Regions from separate parts of the Homo sapiens genome. Here region 1 is linked to region 2. A link is a loop called in an ENCODE intact Hi-C map of the cell type or tissue named here. Cell type or tissue: HCT116. All regions are shown on one strand. Each heading gives the region's core, and the rest is flanking DNA. Links, peaks and the distances in the headings are about the cores only. Region 1 overlaps PPIL6 (peptidylprolyl isomerase like 6). Region 2 overlaps ARMC2 (armadillo repeat containing 2).

Region 1 (5,382 bases), core at 216-5,215, 500 kb after region 2:
AGCCTTTATAGGAGCATGGTCAGTGCCGACACCAAGTGTACTCTAGCCCTCTCTTTGCCTTTGGGCTCTATTTTTGCCATCCCAATAAAAAACCATGACACAGGACAACATTCTGAGGATGAAGGGCAGAGGATAAATAGATTCATTTCTGTCCAAAGAGAGTATGAAGCCTGTTCTCCAACAAGACAAGATAAGCAAAGGCACAGGGACTGTTCTTGGAGTGATGGTACTATGGTTTGGTTGCAGCTTGGCTGCCAGTCTACAAATTGTTTCCAAATTACATTTCCAGCTCTGACTCAGCTTGAATATCCACCTCCTGGGATGCCACCAACTGGCTATCCTATAGGTATCCTAATATGAAACTTGTCCAACTTGAACTCATGATTTTCTCTCCCAAATCCTCCTCCTTATATTCTCTATCTTGGTGAATGGTACCACCCCTCCAACCAGTTCCCAAATCCTAGGAGTTACTCTAGACCTGCACTGCCCAATATGGATGCCACTAGCTACATATCGCTATTTAAACTTAATTATAGGCTGGGAGTTGCAGTGGCTCACACCTGTAATCCCAGCACTTTAGGAGGCTGAGGCGGGTGGATCACTTGAGGTCAGGAGTTCAAGACTAGCTTGGCCAACATGGGGAAAACCCATCTCTACTAAAAATACAAAAATTAGCTGGGCATGGTGGTGCATGCCTATAATCCCAGCTACTTGGGTGGCGGAGGCATGAGAATTGCTTAAACCCGGGAGGCAGAGGTTGCAGTGAGCTGAGATCGCACCACTGCACTCCAGCCTGGGTGACAGAGTGAGACCCTGTCTCAAAAAAAAAAAACCCTTAATTAGAATTAAATATAGTTCCTTAGTCACACTAGCCACATTTCAAGTGCCCAGTGGCCACATGTGGCCAGTGGCTGTCATACTGGGCCGTGCAGAATACAGGACATTTCCATCGTCACAGAGAGTTCTACTGGACAGTGCTGGCCTGGACTCCTCTCAGGCCCTCACCCCCGACTCTAACTTCTTTTTTTTTTTTTTTTTTGAGACAGTCTTACTCTGTCGCCAGGCTGGAGTACAGTGGCGCAATCTCGGCTCACTGCAACCTCTGCCTCCCAGGTTCAAGCGATTCTCCTGCCTCAGCCTCCCGAGCAGCCGGGATTACAGGCATCTGCCACCATGCGTGGCTAACTTTTTGTATTTTTAGTAGAGACGGGGTTTTACCATGTTGGCCAGGATGGTCTCGATCTCTTTTTTTTTTTTTTTTTTTCCTGAGACGGAGTCTCACCCTGTCACCAAGTCTGTAGTGCAGTGGTGCGATCTCCGCTCACTGCAAGCTCCGCCTCCCGGGTTGACACCATTCTGCCTCAGTCTCCCAAGTAGCTGGGACTACAGGCGCCTGCCACCACGCCCGGCTAATTTTTTGTATTTTTTTTAGTAGAGATGAGGTTTCACCGTGTTAGCCAGGATGGTCTCGATCGCTTGACCTCGTGATCGGCCCACCTCGGACTCCCAAAGTGCTTCTCTACTCTAACTTCTCAATGTCTTGAGTTTGTCCACTTATCACCTGCTCATCTGTACTGCTGATGCTTTAGAGCAGGACTTCATTTATGGCCTGTTATAACCATAGCTTCTTAAGTGGTCTTGCTACTTCCTTTTCATTCTTTGCCAATTCATTCCTCACTTCTGCTAAAGAGATTTTTTCTTCAAAATGAGAAGCTGGTTATGTCGCTCACAATGTAAAATTCTCCCATGGCCCCCATCACCTTTGCGTGAGGTTCCTGCTCAGCAGCATGGCACCCGCAGTCCATTGGGAGTTGGACCCTTGCTGACCCTCTTATCCGGCCTCCACCCTTTCCATTCTCCCCTAAGTACCAAGCTCTGCCCAGAACAGATGACTTGTAGATAAGATGCTCTCTTACTCCTCAGGGCCTCTCTGCGAAACCTCTTCACTCTTCCTAAAACTGATTTGACTCATTGTGATTTCTAGCTTCTCTATCTGGCTAACTTCTACGTGACATTTCACTCCTCAGCTCACCTTCTCATGAAACTTTCCATGACCCCCTCCCACCTTACAAGTCTCTTAAAATGAAATAATTCCCCCTCCCCCAAACCCCTTCTACAATGGGTGCACGTGAATGGAGAGCTTACAGGCTTGTTTTGTGATATTCTTTCCCTATGAGCCCACTGGGCCAGCCATGCTCTGTGGATTGCTACAGTCTTTCCTGAAGGACATTCCCAGTGTCATCCATCTGAGAGAGCGGCAGGTTCATGTACCTGGAAACTGGGCTTGGAAGGAGTGCCTGTCTTGGATCAGAGAGGAATATTCTTTATCTCTCTGGACCTTGCTAACCATGTCTGGGCTTCCAAAAGCTCAGACACACCTGGGGATACTGAGAGATGATAGGGAAGAGGCAGCCCTACAACTGGGAAGGAAGGTATCCCTGAAGGAGTTCTATTTCATTAGTTTAACTAGATTATCTAGTTGCCTATTATGTTTTACATTTCTGCTTCTCCCTTAGCACTCTGTAAGGTCTTATTTAAATATTCCAGCCCAGCCCCAACTGTGATTTGGAGACTTTGTTTTTAATTTGGAGATTTAAGGAATACACTGAGATCATACTTGAGGCAGAATAGCAGAATAGAAGGAGGGCAGTGCCTCCCTGAGGACAGAGTGGTGATAACAAAAATTAGAGATTTCTCCAAGAGGAAGGTGGATCATAGAGAACAGGAACCATCAAAAGGAGACCGAGTGCTCTCCACTCCATTGCCGCCCTGTAACGCTCTGTGTTCGCTTTGGTGAAGGGAGTTGGAGGGTGTTTTCTTACCCATCTCCCAATGCACCCTGTACACAGTTTGCATGGCCCATGTCTCACTGTCACATAGCTATTGGCTATTTGACCTTGTTTTCATAACATACTCTAAGCTCGCTGAAGAGCAGGGATTGTACCTTGTCGCTCTTTTTCCCCAGCACTGAGTACCATGAATGGCATACTGCAGGTGCCTAAAGAAATTCTGCTTGAATGAGTTGGGAAAACAGCAGAAGTGAAGGCTGAACAAAGGATGTGGGGCCAGAGGACCTGGAATGCCACTCTAGACTTCAGGCTGTGCAGATGTGGAGGTGGTAATGGAGGCACTAAATGTTTTAAAGTAGTCATGTTTGTGTTTGAGAAAGGTACCTTTAGCTGAGATATAAAAGATCACCAGGAAGTTGGTAGAGGACAGAGACTGTCAGCAACATGACAGAGATTTAAATGGTCCAAGAAATGTTATTTGGATTTAAATGATTCAAGAAATGTTATTTGGATTTAAAACTTTTTTTTTTTTTTTTAAATGGTGTCTCACCCTGTCGTCAGACTGGAGTGCAGTGGTGCGATCTCGGCTCACTGCAACCTCCCCCTGCTGGGTTCAAGCAATTCTCCTGCCTCAGCCTCCTGAGTAGCTGGGACTACAGGTGTGTGCCACCATGCCCAGCTAATTTTTGTATTTTTAGGAGAGATGGGGTTTCACCATGTTGGCCAGGATGGTCTTGAACTCCTGACCTCATGATCTACCCGCCTTGGCCTCCCAAAGTGCTGGGATTACAGGCGTGAGCCACCGCGTCCAGCCTTAAAACTAATTTAATAATGCATTTTCGAAATCAGAATACAATTTATTGGGGACCAGGGAAAACTTAAGACAAGTCATTGTTTTACGTTATGCATCTATTAATGTAATGTTATCTCTTTAAAGATATCCTATGGATGAAAATACACTTTCTATTTTTTCAACCTGGAAGTATCACAGAAAGCATTACACTAAAGGAATTACTGTGGTTAAAATGAACACTGGCATGACATTCCAGGTGCTGGAGAGTCAATAATTATCCCTATGGAGTGGGTGGAATAAATCTAACAGTTATTCAGAAAAATACAAACACTTTACATTATCTCAGGGAAGAAGAAGTAAGCCCTGCCTCATATTCACTCAGTAATTAAAGAGAGAGATGAAACACTGGAGTGATGAAAAGTATTTCTATCATCCATTTTAGGTCCACATGGCTTTAAGCATCTTGCTAATAATATTCTAATAATAACTATTACCTGTGATGTTTTCATATTTAAAATCGTTCAGTAAAAAAAGTTATATGTAACTTGAATAGTTTTCATCTACCTCTTCATGATGTCCATGGACAATTATTGAAATGACTTCACCTCTTCACTTCTACATATTAGTATATTATTAAGCACTGTGGTATGATTCATAGTAATAAAGAATTGATAATATCCTTAAGGCTGAAGATTTGATAGATGGATAGATAGAGACACAGAAAGAACATTATTGTGACTATGCCTAAATGGTTTCTGTTTTTATTTTTTTATTTTGTCTTATATATTTTTTGAGGTAGGGTCTCATTCTGTTGCCCAGGCTGGAGTGCAGTGGCACAATCATGGCTCCCAGGCTCAAGCAATCCTCCCACCGAAACTTCTTCAGTAGCTGGGACTACAGGCACACACCACCACACCCAGCTAATTTTTATTTATTTATTTATTTATTTATTTATTTAAGACAGAGTCTTGCTCTGTCGCCCAGGATGGAGTGCAGTGGCACGATCTCGGCTCACTGCAACCTCTGCCTCCTGGGTTCAAGCAATTATCCTGCCTCAGCCTCCCGAGTAGCCGGGACTACAGGTGCATGCCACCACGCCTGGCTAATTTTTTGTATTTTTAGTGGAGATGGGGTTTCGCCATGTTGGCCAGGCTGGTCTGGAACTTCTGCCCTCGAGTGATCTGCCTGCCTCAGCCTCCCAAAGTGCTGGGATTACAGGTGTGAGCCACTGCACCCGGCCTATTTATTTATTTTTGAGACAGAGTCTTGCTGTGTCACCCCGGCTGGAGTGCAGTGGCATGATCTTGGCTCACTGCAACCACCTCCCAGGTTCATGTGATTCTCCTGCCTCAGCCTCCGGAGTGGCTGGAATTACAGGCACATGCCATCATGCCTGACTAATTTTTGTATTTTTAGTAGAGACGGGGTTTTACCATGTTGGGCAGGCTGCTCTGGAACTCCTGGCCTTAAGTAATTCACCTGCCTTGGCCTGCCAAAGTGCTGAGATTACAGGCATGAGCCACCATGCCAAGCCAGATAATTTTTAATCTTTTTGTAGAGATGGGGTCTCGCTATGTTGCCCAGGCTGGTCTTGAACTCCTGGGCTCAAGCAATCTCCCACCTCAGCCTCCAAAAGTGCTGGGATTATATGCCTGAGCCACTGTGTCTGGCCAGTTTCTGTGTTTTTATAGATAGCAAACTTCTTGCAAAATATTTCTTAAATACTTTTGTCTCTATTTGTATTATTTTTGCATTTAAGCCCTATTTTTAGCTACCTATACACTATATACAATACTTATC
Region 2 (5,382 bases), core at 224-5,223:
ATGCAGTGTTTGGTTTTCTGTTCTTGTGTTTGCTGAGAATGATGGTTTCCAGCTTCATCCATGTCACTGCAAAGTACACGAACTCATCCTTTTTTATGGCCGCATACTATTCCATGGTGTATATGTGCCACATTTTCTTTATTCAGCCTATCATTGATGGACATTTGGGTTGGTTCCAAGTTTTTGCTATTGTGAACAGTGCTGCAATATGCATACGTGTGCATGTGTCATTATAGTAGAATGATTTATAATCCTTTGGGTATATACCCAGTAATGGGATCGCTGGGTCAAATGGTATTTCTGGTTCTAGATCCTTGAGGAATTGCCACACTGTCTTCCACAATGGTTGAACTAATTTACACTCCCACCAACAGTGTAAAAGCATTCCTATTTCTCCACATCCTCTCCAGCATTTACTGTTTCCTGACTTTTTAATGATTGCCATTCTACCTGGAGTGAGATGATATCTCATTGTGGTTTTGATTTGCATTTCTCTAATGACCAGTGATGATGAGCTTTTTAAAATATATTTGTTGGCCGCATAAATGTCTTCTTTTGAGAAGTGTCTGTTCATATCCTTCATCCACTTTTTGATGGAATTTTTTTTTCTTGTAAATTTGTTTAGTTCTTTGTAGATTCTGGATATTAGCCCTTTGTCAGATGGATAGACTGCAAACATTTTCTCCTATTCTGTAGGTTGCTTGTTCACTCTGATGATAGTTTCTTTTGCTGTGCAGAAGCTCTTTAGTTTAATTAGATCCCATTTGTCAATTTTGGCTTTTGTTGCCATTGCTTTTGTTGTTTTAGTCATGAAGTCTTTGCCCATGCCTATGTCCTGAATGGTATTGCCTAGGTTTTCTTCTAGGGTTTTTATGGTTTTAGGTCTTATGTTTAAGTCTTTAATCCATCTTGAGTTAATTAGTTCTGTGCTCTGCTTGAGAACTGGGAGACCCAGCACTGCTAAGCATTTGCATATAAGAAGGACACTTCATTTTTTCCCCTAGAAGTGGGGATACATGCGTGTGGTATTTATGTAGGCAACCTCATCACTGACCATGACTTGAGGGAGAGTGGACCAGTGACTTTGGAAGCCCATTAGTTGAAAAGTATCTTGCTTGATTTTAATAGTTGTGTAGGGCAGGTGTATGTATTGAAAGCAAGGCCTTGTCCCTAGTCTCAAACCTTCTTGTTATTTCTAGGAGTGATAAATATGAGAACTTCCTTGGCTCCACACCCTGACAAACTTGGTATTTTACCTTTTTGCAAGGTTGATTCTTTTATTTCTGCCTTCTTTGAGAGGTCCCTGTCCCCGTAGCCATTTTCGATTGGCTAGTGACATTTGCTATCGTATTTTTATTATGTACAAATAAAGCAGTTATTTCTGAATATTAATTAGACAATTTTTGGAAAATTGACTTCATCTTTTTCCTATTTTATGATTAAAGGAAGTGTTAAGTGTTTAAAAAAAAAATGGGGTGGCTGGTGGGCGCCATGGCTCACACCTGTTATCCCAGCATTTTGGGAGGCCGAGGCAGGCGGATCACCTGAGGTTGGGAGTTTGAGACCAGCCTGACCAACATGGAGAAACCCCATCTCTACTAAAAATACAAAATTAGCCAGGCATGGTGGCACACGCCTGTAATCCCAGCTACTCGGGAGGCTGAGGCAGGAGAATCCCTTGGACCTGGGAGGCGGAAGTTGGGGTGAGCCGAGATCACGCCATTGCACTCCAGCCTGGGCAACAAGAGTGAAACTCCATCTCAAAAAAAAAAAAAAAAAAGGTGGGGGGAACATGTTAATGAAGTAAAAAATGGTATTTGGAGAAGCTAATCTTCAGGGCGGTAGGAAAGGCCAAGGGCTAAGCTGCAACATGGCATAGTCACTGGGGGGCTCACTACACAGGAAGGAGAAGCCACGGGCACATACAGATGTTCACAGGGACTATCACATGTATAAGCCTTCTTTGTGAGTTTTTTGGAGCAACTATTATATTTGATGGACAAAAAGAAATTTTGATATAAAACTTGCACTCTTCTTTTCCTGGTGTTTTTTTACCTTGGAATTTTGTGCACATATTTAAAAGTAAGTACTTCTAAGTGTCAGCTCTGGCTAAAGAGAAGCTGTATCCTTCAGAGATGTTCTCTACATTAAATAAAACTTTTTAAAAACCTGAGCATGTAATCCTGCTGTTGGCCAGCCACTGCTCTTTTATTTGGAATACAAAATATTTATCATCTGGGGACTGTCCAAATTTATTTTCAGTTTTTTAATGTTTAAAATATTTCTAAAAATAAATATTGTCAGAGAATATTAATTTAATTTTAAAAATGGAATCAGGGCACATTTTTATGTAGTGGAAAGAGAAGCAAATTTGTAAATTATGAGACCTAAGTTCCAAATCTGTCTTTACTGTGTGACCTTGGGCACATCTGGCCAGCTGGGACAGTTTCTTTATCTGCAGGGATCGGGGAAGGGAGGAAGAGAGAAAAAGAGACAGAGGTCTTTCCCAGCTCCCAAAGGCTAAGCTTTTGTAATCCAAGCATCCCAGAGTTCTTTCTTATTGTAACAGTGACCCCTTGTGGTATATATCCTTAACCAATTTTGTTTTGATTTGCAAAGTAAACTGGATTTTTTGTTCTTTCTAGTAACTGTATTTCATGTTGTTAGGCAAATATGACTTGTTTTAAAAAGATAAATCTTACCGGGAAATCAAAGGTAAATTAAAGCAGCATATAGAGGCCAGGGGTGGTGGCCCATGCCTGTAATCCCAGCACTTTGGGAGGCTGAGGCGGGCAGATCGCCTGAGGTCAGGAGTTTGAGAACAGCCTGGCCAACATGGCGAAACCCCCGTCTCTACTAAAAATACAAAAATTATCCGGGCATGGTGGCATGTGCCTGTAATCCCAGCTACTGGGGAGGCTCAGGCAGGTTGCAGTGAGCTGAGATCGCACCACTGCACTCTAGCCTGAGCAACAGGGCAAGACTTCGTCTCAAAAACACAAAAACAAAAACAAAAAAAACCCACATATAGAGCACCAAACCCCATCTTTTAAACAATTCTCGATGGTTTCTTCAGAAACTGTATATCGGCTGGACACAGTGGCTCACTCCTATAATACTAGCATTTTGGGAGGCTGAGGCAGGAGGATCACTTGAGACCAGGAATCACCAGCCTGGACAACATAGTGAGACCCTGTCTCTACAAAATATTTTTTAAAAATAACCAGGCATAGTGGCATGTGCCTGTAGTTCTGGCTACTCGGGAGCCTGGGGTGGGAGGCTCACTTGTGCCAAGGAGTTTGAGGCTGCAGTGAGCTATGATCACAGCACCACTGTTCTCTAGCCTGGATGACAGAGTGAGACCTATCTCAAAATAATAAATAAGAAACTGTATATAGCAGACTCTTGTCATTTACAAAATTAGAAGTGTTTTCATGTTTGCGCTGAGTGTTTTATGTATTCCTCCTAGGGACCAGGGGAAGAGACATGCGAGGGCCTCATCATGCCCCAGTAGCTCAGACCTGAGCAGGCTGCAAACCAAAGCAGGTGAGGGGTCCCCACACTCCTTCATCTACAGCATCTCCACTTGAAGGAAAGATGTTTGCACTGAAGATATCTATGTTGGCCACTGGAAACTTAAGGAAGTTTGTCCAATTTGGTCACAAATCAACATTTATTTTTATACATTTTTATTATATTCATACAATGTTACCATCTTACCACTACCCAACTCTGATGCCTCAAACATCTATAGATGACAGTCTTTTTTTTTTTTTTTTTTTTTTTTGAGATGGAGTCTTGCTCTGTCGCCCAGGCTGGAGTGCAGTGGTGCAATCTCGGCTCACTGCAAGCTCCACCTCCCAGGTTCATGCCATTCTCCTGCCTCAGCCTCCTGAGTAGCTGGGACTACAGGCGCCCGCCACCACGCCTGGCTAATTTTTTGTATTTTTAGTAGAGACGAGCTTTCATTGTTTTAGCCAGGATGGTCTCAATCTCCTGACCTCGTGATCCGCCTGCCTCAGCCTTCCAAAGTGCTGGGATTACAGGGGTGAGCCACCACGCCCGGCCTAGATGACAGTCTTAATGGTTTTATAGAAATCATTTTGTAAAAGCATTTGGAAAGTTGCAAAACTTGACATTAACATAGTTCTTGGGTTCAAAGCTTGAGTTCAAGGCATTGCTTGGCTGGGCATGGTGGCTCACGCCTGTAATCCCAGCACTTTGGGAGACTGAGGCAGGCGGATCACTTGAGGTCAGGAGTTCAAGACCAGCCTGGCCAACATCATGAAACCCCATCTCTACCAAAAAAAAATAATAATAATACAAAAATTAGCTACGCATGGTGGGAGGGAGTGGGGCACCTGTAATCCCAACTACTTGGGAGGCTGAGGCAGCAGAATCACTTGAACCCAGGAGATGGAGTTTGCAGTGAGTCTAGACCACGCCGCTGCACTCCAGCCTGGGCGACAGAGCGAGACTCATCTCAAAAAAAAAAAAAAAAAAAGATAATTGCTCACTTAAATGAAACTATATTAACTTTATTAAGACCGTCCTTTGGGCCTTTAAAGTGTTTGAGAAAATATATAACAATATAAACCACAGTCTAGAAATGATACAAAATGTATTCATGCAATAGAATATAGTTGTCACAAAAGTGAACTCATGGGCTTTTGTAATATTGTAATATTGAGTAAATTCAGTACAAACATAATATGAGATGAAACAAGTTGCAAAAGCAAAGACATATATTGTTTATGGATACACAGCCATGTGGTAAGCATGCGAAGTCAAGTGTAGTCATAGTAACCAGTGGATTTAGGATGGTGGTAACCCCTAGAGGGAGAGGAGGAGGGGAATGGATGCAGGGAGCCACATATCTGTAATGTTTCATTTCTTTAAAATAAGGGAAAGGATAAAAATATGGCAAAATGTTAATATCTGACCAAACTAGTGTGGGGTACACTGATGTCTGTTATATTCTTCATATATTTTTGTACCCATGAGATTTTACAATACTAAATAGTAGATTTTAAAAATTCTTATCTTCAAAATTTAGTTTTTTATCAATAAAATGACTTCTGTGTCATTGGGAATTTCTTTACTCAGGAAAATCTTAGATATACTAATTTCTGAGCCAGCATAGTTGCTAAGGATTTTACATTTACGTGCTAAAAACATCAGCCAATCCAAACATTGTGTCAGGTTTTTGTGTCCAGAACTCAAAGCTGTGGTTAACAACTATAACCACTGAGACAGCAAAATCTTCAAAAACATGCTGAAATTTTTGCTTGACTTACCCAATTTCCTGTTGAATCATAATGTTTATATTTAGCAAACTGTGAACCTAGATGAAAGTGCTTTCTAAAATATTAGATTGTTGCC

What was found. A loop is a pair of places that touch in the nucleus more often than their neighbours do. Peaks named below come from ENCODE experiments on the same cell type or tissue, not always from the same donor. Only the 100,000 strongest peaks of a DNase experiment are listed, where the experiment ranks them.
Region 1: it touches region 2 in a loop (4-fold over the local background); 7 of 110 quality-filtered maps call a loop at or near these places.

The regions. Positions count from the first base shown.
Region 1 is chr6:109,394,587-109,399,968 of GRCh38, forward strand. All of the region lies in intron 7 of PPIL6 (peptidylprolyl isomerase like 6), which reads right to left. Among named protein-coding and RNA genes, the nearest start is that of CD164, 15 kb to the left of the region's middle. RefSeq lists a silencer at 2,560-2,854. In HCT116, for the core only: a CTCF peak has its summit at 2,647; no DNase peak of the experiment used is centred there.
Region 2 is chr6:108,890,998-108,896,379 of GRCh38, forward strand. ARMC2 (armadillo repeat containing 2) reads left to right here. Exons shown (of 18, transcript NM_032131.6): 6 at 3,470-3,546. Among named protein-coding and RNA genes, the nearest start is that of ARMC2-AS1, 30 kb to the right of the region's middle. In HCT116, for the core only: a CTCF peak has its summit at 2,575 (motif pointing left); a DNase peak (open chromatin) is centred at 2,564.